Linked DNA regions of Mus musculus: region 1 is linked to region 2. The links are chromatin loops, found by intact Hi-C in ENCODE. Cell type or tissue: left cerebral cortex. All regions are shown on one strand. Each heading gives the region's core, and the rest is flanking DNA. Links, peaks and the distances in the headings are about the cores only.

The links. Hi-C counts contacts between places; a loop is a spot of excess contacts. Peaks named below come from ENCODE experiments on the same cell type or tissue, not always from the same donor. Only the 100,000 strongest peaks of a DNase experiment are listed, where the experiment ranks them.
Region 1: it touches region 2 in a loop (2.1-fold over the local background); 3 of 42 quality-filtered maps call a loop at or near these places.

Annotation. Positions count from the first base shown.
Region 1 is chr16:78,524,990-78,529,818 of GRCm38, reverse strand. No RefSeq gene overlaps it. Among named protein-coding and RNA genes, the nearest start is that of 4930478L05Rik, 33 kb to the left of the region's middle. In left cerebral cortex, for the core only: no CTCF peak of the experiment used is centred there; no DNase peak of the experiment used is centred there.
Region 2 is chr16:78,455,178-78,460,006 of GRCm38, reverse strand. No RefSeq gene overlaps it. Among named protein-coding and RNA genes, the nearest start is that of Gm25038, 34 kb to the right of the region's middle. In left cerebral cortex, for the core only: no CTCF peak of the experiment used is centred there; a DNase peak (open chromatin) is centred at 2,016.

The DNA of each region.
Region 1 (4,829 bases), core at 853-3,352, 70 kb before region 2:
GAGGGATGGGAAAATGGATGGGATTGGAGTGCATGATGGGAAATTCACAAAGAACCAATCAAAAGTTTTGAAAAAGCATTATTATTATTATTATTATTATTATTATGAAGTCACTGCAGTTTAAAAATAACAATAATCATAAAACAAAACCTTTCAAGAGTAACACAGCATATGTGAGAGCAGAATTGCTCCTGATTGATCTGAAATTGGTCACACCAGTTGGGCAAAGTCTCCTTCAAGTCTACCTCAGTGATTCTCCTTGCAGGCCCCCAACTGCTACCAAGATCCCCTGAGGCAATGCTGAGACACCTGAAGCAGGGAAGTCGCCAATGCCCTGATTCCTCAGTTGCCTAGAACACACTCATGCAGTCTACAGTTTGTTAGTCACAGACATGACCCACACGCTCCATCTCCTGGTTTCTTTTCCAATAGCTTTCATGCATATGCCACCTTCACCTGGACACCTAGACAGCTGCTGCTGCTGCTGCTGCTGCTGCTCCTCCTCCTCCTCCTCCTCCTCTCCCCCTTCCCCTTCTGCTTTTGTCCCATGAGAGCCATTTCTCATTAAATTTCTCTATACTCTGAGGAATCACAGAACAAGCCAGGGGAGAACAGATATCTGGGAACGGAATTAACAGGGCAAACCTTTTAGTGAATCAAGAGGTATCTTAAATGTTATTGTTTATATGGCAGACAATCAGGATAGATTGAGAAGACTTCACAGGAGAATAGAGTAAAGATCTATCCTCCTTACCTCAAAACTCCATTGCCAGAAAAATCCATTACTGTGGAATTTCAACCCGTGTAACCATCTGTAGCTGTTACCTGACGATGGGGTGGTTAGCCTGTTGATTCTAACTGGTTTTTCAAAGTAGGGGAGATATAGCTACTAGTTGGATATTTGGAGATTTGTGTATGATATGTTTGAGATTCCTATAACAGAACTAAAGTGCAATGGTGTGTACAAAAGCCTATGTCCCTCATTTTGCAAGTAATTTTCATTGCAAGAGATCAGACATTTCTATATTTCGTACTGGAACCAATGAGAAGGCTAAACAAGCCGTGCAAGAAACAAACTCAGAGAGAAGCCAAATTCTACCCTCTTCTGTTAATGAATTTGGAATGGGAGCCCGGGTAGACAATTAAGCAGGATCTGAAACTCTTAGGGTAAGTAGCCCTCTTCTTAGTCATTACCACTAACCTGATGCCAATTAGAAGTAAGTGGAGGCTTCATCCAATTACCCTCTCCTAGCTTTCCTGGACTGCTAAAGGACAGAAAGAGAACAAACCGTTCTGCTGAGCAAGAATTCTCATCTGTAAGTGACCTGTGGTTTGATCCCATCTCTGAGGGTTCCGATCTGTCAACCTAACAGTAAAAATACTAGAGATAGTATCAGAAAAATACCCGAAGAAATCCCCCATATGGTCCTGGGACTTCTGTCTTTGTTTGTGGACCTATTCAGTTCTAGAGCTGCTCTTTACTGTAAGGTAGGTGTCCACAGAGGCTTGGAGAGGTGAAAGGCTGTCAGGTCTGGTGCAAACAGGAGGTCTTACCTGGGATGCCTTGACACAGACTGCCAACTCTAGACTTTGATAAGGAGGGTACCCATGAGGGAGAGCAGCAGCAGAGAGAGGTGGGGCCTGTCAGTAGGAAGTCAGTGCCCCAGCAAGCATATACAGAAGAGACAGGGGAGCCAAAGGACGATGGATTGGATAGAAGAAGCTGACCAAGAAGAAAATATATTAAGGATAACAGAATTTGAGCATCTTAACCCATAAGGAGAACTAAAATGAACCTATGTGTCTAGAATGAAAATAATGAGGTAAACACTTACCTGTCTAAATAGATGACACATAATGGGAATGCCCACATACATGATTCCCCTGTATGCCTTTCCACTGAGAGCCAGGGAAACTGACTTCAAAACAAACCAACGAGTAATACCTAGAGCTTAAGTCTTACCTTACTTTCTGCTTTTTATTTTGTTTTGGTTTCTGTTGTGATTGTACATGGGCTTATTTTCTGTGTGTTTAGAGAGTGTATGTGGGCACATCACTCATGTGCATATGTGTGCATTTATATATGTAGGCCATGGTCTACACTGGCTATCTTTGCAGTTCACTACCCCACGTTATATTTTTGAGACAGAATCCCTCACTGAGCCTGGAACTCACCAAGTTGCTAGTTGAGATCTATGGCCAGCATGCTCCAGGAATCTTGCTGTCTCTGCATCCCCAGTGCTGGGACTACGGGAACACTACCAGAATTCACCTTTCTGCATCTAGTCTTCATTATCACATAGCAAGCAGTGTACCAAATGAGACATCTCCCCAGCCTGGTTTGCTTATTTGAAAGAGGGTTCCGTGTAGACCTCAGCCATGCTATATAGGTGAGAATTACCTTAAACTCCTGAACTTCCTGCCTCCATCTGTTCAGTGCTCGGATCACCAGCTCTAGGTTTCTTAAAGCTGAGTCGGAGCTCCTTGGGAGATGGTACAAGCCAGTGAGTCTGGAGCATCTTTGTTCTGGTTGGATTTGTGATGTCTCTGATATTTGTGACCATTGTTACCTCCAAAGAGATGTCAGATCTAAAGTCCATCTATCTACTCTCAGAATCATGAGAAACCAACTTCTTTACATATGTTGAAAAGGTTTCAAATTCTGGCTATACCATTAATGATCCGAAAAACCCACAATGAAAAGGGACACTACACCCAGAACTCCCAGGGACTAAGCCATGAACAAAGGAGTACACATGGCTGCAGCAGCATATGTAGCAGAGGATGGCCTTGTTAGGTATGAAATGGGAGGAGAGGTCCTTGGTCTTATGAAGGCTTAATAGATGCCCCAGTGTAGGGGAATTGAGGGCAGGGAGGTGGGTGGCAGAACACCCTCAGAGAAGCAGCGGGAGAGAGGATGTGATAGGGTGTTTCCGGGAAGGAGGGAAACCAGGAAAGGGGGATAACATTTGAAGTGTAAATTTTAAAAAATCCAATATAAAAAAAGAAAAGAAAAGAAATAATTTAAAAAGAAAAGAAAGGAAAAGAAAAGAAGAGGAAAGAAAAGGGACACTAACTGCTGTATGAAAGGCCATGTTATATGAATTAACTCACTGTCTTATTTAGGGTTTCCATTGCTGTGAAGAGACACCATAACCAAGGCACACTCTCTTATATTGGGACAGCATTTAATTGGGGCTGGTTTACAGTGTCAGAGGTTGAGTCTGTTATCCTCATAGCAGGAAGCATGGCAGCTTCCAGGCATACATGGTGATAGGGAAGGAGCAGAGAGTTCTATCTACATCTTGATTTAACTGCAGCCAGAAGAGGACTATCTTCCAGACAGCTAGGAGGCAGTTTCTCAAAGCCCACCCCCACAGTGATGTACTTCCTCCAACAAGGCCACACCTCCTAATAGTGCAACTCCCTGGGCCCAGCATATTCAATCCACCACATTCCACTCCCTGGCACTAATGGCTTGTTCAAACACATGAGTCTATGGGGTCCATACCAACCATTAGCATAATGCAAAATATATTTAGTACAACTTCAAAAGTCCCCATAGACTTATCAGTTTCAACAATGTTTAAAAATCCAAAGTTCAAAGTCTCTTCTGAGATTCATCCAATCATTTAACTGTAATCCCCTATAAAATCAAAATCAAAAAGCCTCATCACATACCTCAAGCGCCACAGGATATGCATCATCATTCCTAAATGCCATTATCAATGAGGAAATACTGGACAAAAAAAAAAAAAAAAAAAGACTAAAAACCAGCTAGGCAAATCCCAAACTCTGCATCTCTATGTCTGATGTCAACGTGTTCTTCAGATCTCCAACTCCTTTCTGTTTTGTTGACTACAACACAATTCTTTTTCTTTGGCTGGTTCTACTCCCTGATAGTGGTTTTCCTTGGCAGGCATCCCATGGCTCTGACATCTCTAACATTTTGGGGTATCCAAGGCAACTTTAACATTACAGCTTCTTGTTCCAGTGTCTGGAATCCACACACAATCTTCTATGTTCCTCCAAATGGCTTGGGTCACATCTCCAGCTCTGTCCCCTGTATCCCTCTAGGCTCTGGTTGACTCCACTCCACTACTGCTGCTGCTCTTGATGATCAGCCCATGGTAGTGGTATCTCCAACACACTAGGATCTTGTGCTGTAACTAGGTTTCACCAATAGCCTCTCATAGGCTCTCTTCATGGTGCCAAGCCTCAGCTTCTTTGCATGACCCCTTCAGTCCTGGGCCATCAGCTGCAACTGAGACTGCGTCTTCACCAATGGCCTTCCATGGCCTCTCACAGTGCCAAGCCACAGCTGGTCACCATGAACCCTTCATGCCTTCAAAACCAGTACCACCTGGGTGACTCTTACACATTACCAAGTCCAGCTGTAACACAAGGTACAACCTTGGCTATCTCTAGAACACAGCTTCTTTGTGCTCTCAGAAAACACTTCCCAGATTTCATCTCAGTGACACTGGTCTCTCTCTTCCTTATCACCACTAATTTCATAGCTCCAGCTAACCAGCATCCATTGTCCAAAAGAGTCTACTATTCTATGATTCTAAAGCCACAGTTGCATGGCTGAAGCTGCTGAGTTCTGCTGCTTGCTGGAGTTGGAACATGGTCTCCTTGTTCTATCATTATCACCAGCTTTCTGTTTTCCAACTCCTTCACTGCCTAAACTTGACTGTGCTAGACCTAGCTCTGTAGACTGACCTTAAATTCAGAGATCTGCATGCCTCTCTCTCTCTCTCTATCTCCTGAGTTCTGGGATTAGAGGCATGTACCATATGCCTGGACCTAAGCTTTTCTTTACTTGG
Region 2 (4,829 bases), core at 839-3,338:
GGACCTTGAGCCGAGCCTGCTTAATCACATCAAAAGCCTGTTGCTGTTCTTTACCTCAATGGAAGGGCTGTCTGTTTTCAGTCCGGGGTGGGGGTGGGGGGCAGCCAATTCAGCAAACCCTGGAAGCCATAGCCGGCAGAACCTGGCTGTGCCCAGGAATTCCCATACCTGTCTGGGGCTCTGCGGAGAGGGATGTGCGGGGATGGTCGCTTTTCGAGAGAATGTTGGAGAGCCAGCGCTGGCTGCCCTTCAGCAGGTAGCCCAGATAGCTTACTTTTCTCTGGCAAATTTGGGCCTTCTTGGCTGAGGCTCTATATCGCAATCCTCCCCGCTCCTCCAAGAGGCGTTTAGTCCCCTTTAGACAGTCCTCCTTAGTCTTGGGTCCCAGGTTTTTTCACAGGCAGGAGGGGAGTATTCCAAACCGATTGGCACTTCCCCGGGATCCCTTGGTCTAGGAACCTGGTAATGTGGGGCCTGATTAGGTCAGGGACACCAGGGAGGCTTGGGCTCTGAGCTCCACATATTTGGGGGACTGGTTCGTGGCTCTCCCCATCCCTGCGTCTCAGCCCAGGCCTGGGAAAAGGCCTTGAACCACCAGTCTAGGTCCTGGGGTGCCCTGTCCAAGGTCTCAAACAACTTGTATTAATCTTCCAGTCTGAGAGTCATGACTAAAATCAACTTGTAGAGAAAAGGTTTTATTTGACGAACCTATCCTGTCCTTTGACAGGAACTAAAGGCAGAAACGGAAGCAGAAGCCATAAAGAAGTGCTGCTTCCTGCTTTACTCCTCCTGGATTTTCCAGTTCGTTTTCTTATACATCCCAAGACCACCTGCCTAGGAATGTCACTGTCCCCAGTGGGCTTGGATTTCTGATATCAATTATTAATCAAGAAAACACCCTACAGAGTTGCCTACTGGCCAATCTTATTGAGGCATTTTCTTTTACAGTTTTATTTATTTTTATTTCACTTGCATTGGTGTTTTGCCTGAATGTTTGTGTGTATGAGGGTTTCAGAGCCCCAAGAACTGGAGTTATAGACAGTTGTGATCTGCTGTGCAGGTGCTGGGAATTGAACCTGGGTCTTCCGGAAGAGTAATCAGTGTCCTTAACCACTGAGCCATCTCTCCATCCCAAAGCATTTTCTTAACTAAGATTTCTTCTTACCCAATATATCTAGGTTTTATCTAGTAGACATAAGCCGGCCACTATACCCAGTTGGTGGGGCCAGGATCCCCAACACTCCTTCCTTCCTTCCTTGAATTTCTATTTATATCTTTCCTTTTCTCTCTTTCTTTCCTGAAAACTGAAACTTTCCATGCTATTTGGCTAGATTTATATGCTGGTCACGAAGTAGTCCTTTTGGATCTTGGCTCCCACGGGTCTTAAGTTTATCCTTCATGCTTACAGGAACAAGAGGGGTCTTAAGACTCTGGATGATCAGCCCTGAGATGGGTCCTCCTATCTGAGCCAACGTTTTCTTCTAACCTAAGAACTGGGTATCCAGTCTTGGTCTTCCCTGGGAGGCTACTGCTTATCTGAGGGAGATTGTGACCACGGCTCCACCTTCTTGACCAATTTATACATCTTTATGGCCAATCATAATTTCTACATTCAAGGGGGAAAAGTTTCAAAAGGCAGGAGAGAAGAGAGAGAAAAATATGGAACTAGATATCAGACGAGAGTCTGGAAGAATAGGCTGAACGTTAACAAACTGCGCTCCGCACGCATGCTCTGAACAGTGAATACAACATTCAACAGCCAGCTCCGCTGAATAACCCAACAGACCACAATGGAAGCCACAGGAGATTCCATGTACCAGAGAGAACGAGTCTGCTGAGGGAAGCAATATGGGTTATTGAGCCCAAAAGGCCCCGTGCTGGCACCTGGCATTGATCTGGGTAATTCCTCTGGTAAAACCCCTCGGGCCAGCTTGTCCAGGCTCCCAGCAACCAGACTTTCCTCCTGAGCGCTCCAGTAACGGGAGAACCAAGGCAGTGGTGACACCAAGGCATGCAGTTTTGTGAAGTCCTCATTAGCTGCTTCAGCTAGCTTGCCTTGGTGGCACTGTCCCTAATTATTCACTTGTCCTGCAGCACAATTCCTGACTGCTGTCACTATGAGCAACCCAGAAAGGGCCTTTGAGCAGCTCTGTGTGAAATGCTTTTCTCTCTTGGCTTACAACAGTTTCCCCAATCACAAACACCAAAGTGCCTGAAACGGTCACCCGCTAACATACTACTCTTCCGGTGGCCGCTAAGCAATTACTGTGGTAGAAAAAAAGAATAAACAACTCGTCTTAGAGATAGGCTTCTTTCCAGTTTGAAATGCTACTTTGAAGAAAATATTTTTTAAGTAGTAACAAGCTACTAATTCTTTTTTTTTTTTTTGCCTGTTTTCCCACACACACATTCCAACTTTATTTGAAAAAAAAATAGTTGTTAAAAATAACTGTCATGTTTTGGTTTGGGAATTTTTTTTCTAAGATTCTGACTGAGAGACATACATTGATTTAAAGGAATGTCCTCAAATGTCTCCTGGTGGCCGGGCTTTTCAGTTGTCACACCATTCATAGCTGTGTCATCCTTACCCCAAGAAAGGCCATGTTAGCACGTGATGCTATTCATCTGTCTTAACTTGATTTCTTGAACTACCTGCCAATCACCTTCACTGTGCTTTTTGAAGATAGGTAGGACCAATGGAAATATTAAATAGAATTTTCCACTCCTAGTTTTCCAATGGCAGAGTCTAAATAAGAATGCAAACGGGGTGTTGTGTATAAAGAAACAGACAGGCCCGGCAGTGGTGGCGCACGCCTTTAATCCCAGCACTTGGGAGGCAGAAGCAGGCAGATTTCTGAGTTCAAGGCCAGCCTGGTCTACAGAGTGAGTTCCAGGACAGCCAGGGCAACACAGAGAAACCCTGTCTCAAAGAAGGAAAAAGAGAAGAAGAGAAGAGAAGAGAAGAGAAGAGAAGAGAAGAGAAGAGAAGAGAAGAGAAGAGAAGAGAAGAGAAGAGAAGAGAAGAGAAGAGAAACGGACCCATTTTACGAATCCACACAGCCTGCAGACTCTGAGCCGCCAGATACAACCATCGGAGACCGTGCGGTTGATCGGGAACCTGAAGCGACGCTTCCGTTAATCACAACTCAGGACTTCCTGGTTTTCTTCTTATAAGAAAATAACTGATCGCCTCTAGGTATCCTTTTCCGTTCTGCAGATTCTTTCCCACTGTGGAGAGAGCGTCAGCGGCGGGCACTGTATGATTACCGTCTCCCTTGATGAGTTTGCTAGACGTGTGTGTTCAGGAAAAAGCAAAGTGTCCTCCAAAGAGAAGACGAATGATTGCTTACAAGAAAGAAAGCACCCGGCCTGAGGAAGGGCGTTGCCAGCCTCCTTCTCTGCACCCTTTCTCCTGCCAAGTAGCCGCCCGCTGGGCTGCCCTGGGTTTTTCCACACTTGAGATTGAGAGGGAGTGGTGTTCTTTGTTCAGACAAACCAGGGAGAAAATAAAACAATGAAAGTAAAAATTTCAAGGATCAGCAGATGTGGCCTCATACAAAGGAGCACAAAACCACCCCAGCTCTGCGTGTATGAACGACTCCTGGCAGGAATTTCTAATTGAAAGCCGGTCCCCAGCACACAGAATTAACCTTATTTGAAAATGCAGAGAAAGTCAGCATAGGCTGCTGTGACCTCACCCATCCTTGGCATCTCTCTCTCTCCAGCTGCTAGGAAAGCCTGAAAATGGAGGACAGGCTAACCCATCTTTCAGGCTCCTCTGGCCTCGGAGTTCTCAAGACATTTTAGAAGAAACGCCGGTTCTGGAGCAAAACTAAAACTGTATATCTGCTTTTGAAAAACCGCTTTCATTTCAGGAAAAGTCTGTGTGTTGGTGAGTGAGGTGCAATTAGTTCAACTGTCTCAAGGAAGAAAAAAGAAAGGAGATCTAAATTTCAGATGTAGACAACCCCCATGAGTCTCATTTCTGCTACAGGAGCTGTTTCGGAGTCCCTGCTAACTGGAACTCAGGAAGTGTTAATGGTCTTTACTAGCTCAGGGGCAAAAGACCTCAAGAAACCAGAGGCTAGATTTGAACACATGGCCAGTCTCAAATTAAAAAAAAAAAAAAAAAGACAAAATAAAAAACAATTATGCTTGTCCTGTATCTTTTGCCCCACCCCCACCCCCCACCCCCAGTACTAACCCCTGAGCTATCTATCACTAGCCCGGTTACTACCAAGACCCAAGCTAGAAGCACTGGACAATGTCGGGGTCACAGGCTCCAGGGAATCTAACGTAGTTAAGTCTGTAGTTGGACTGGCAAATGGTACTTTTCAAAGATCGCCTCAAAGTCTTTTGTAGCCAGACTTCAAACCACGGCAGCACATACTCGTCTAAGCCTTTTTTTTTTTTTTTTTTTCCTTTCTTTAAGTAACTAGCCGATTCTGGAAAAAAATCTTAGCTGATTTCTCAAATCGACATATAATGCCTTGGTTACTCTATCTCACTTGGGAGCTTCATCTGTCTTTGAACCAAGAAACACAATTCTAAAATATTCAAAATCCCAGTGGTCTTTTATGAATTTCTGCTAGGGTAGAAATTAAATTTAGAGAATGGAGACGTACTCTTGGGGCTCAGTTATCATGCACAATTGTCATGCTGCAAAGCTCTGCTTTTCCAAAGGTTCATGGTTTTCTTTACTTAGCAATAGTTGGGGAGCCCGGACCTGGTGCTCAGGATAGCATCTGACATAGACACTTTTAGGTTCACAGCATCTTCAGAGCCTTAGTCTAGATGTGGGTCTTGCGCGCACTTCCACCACTTCGGCC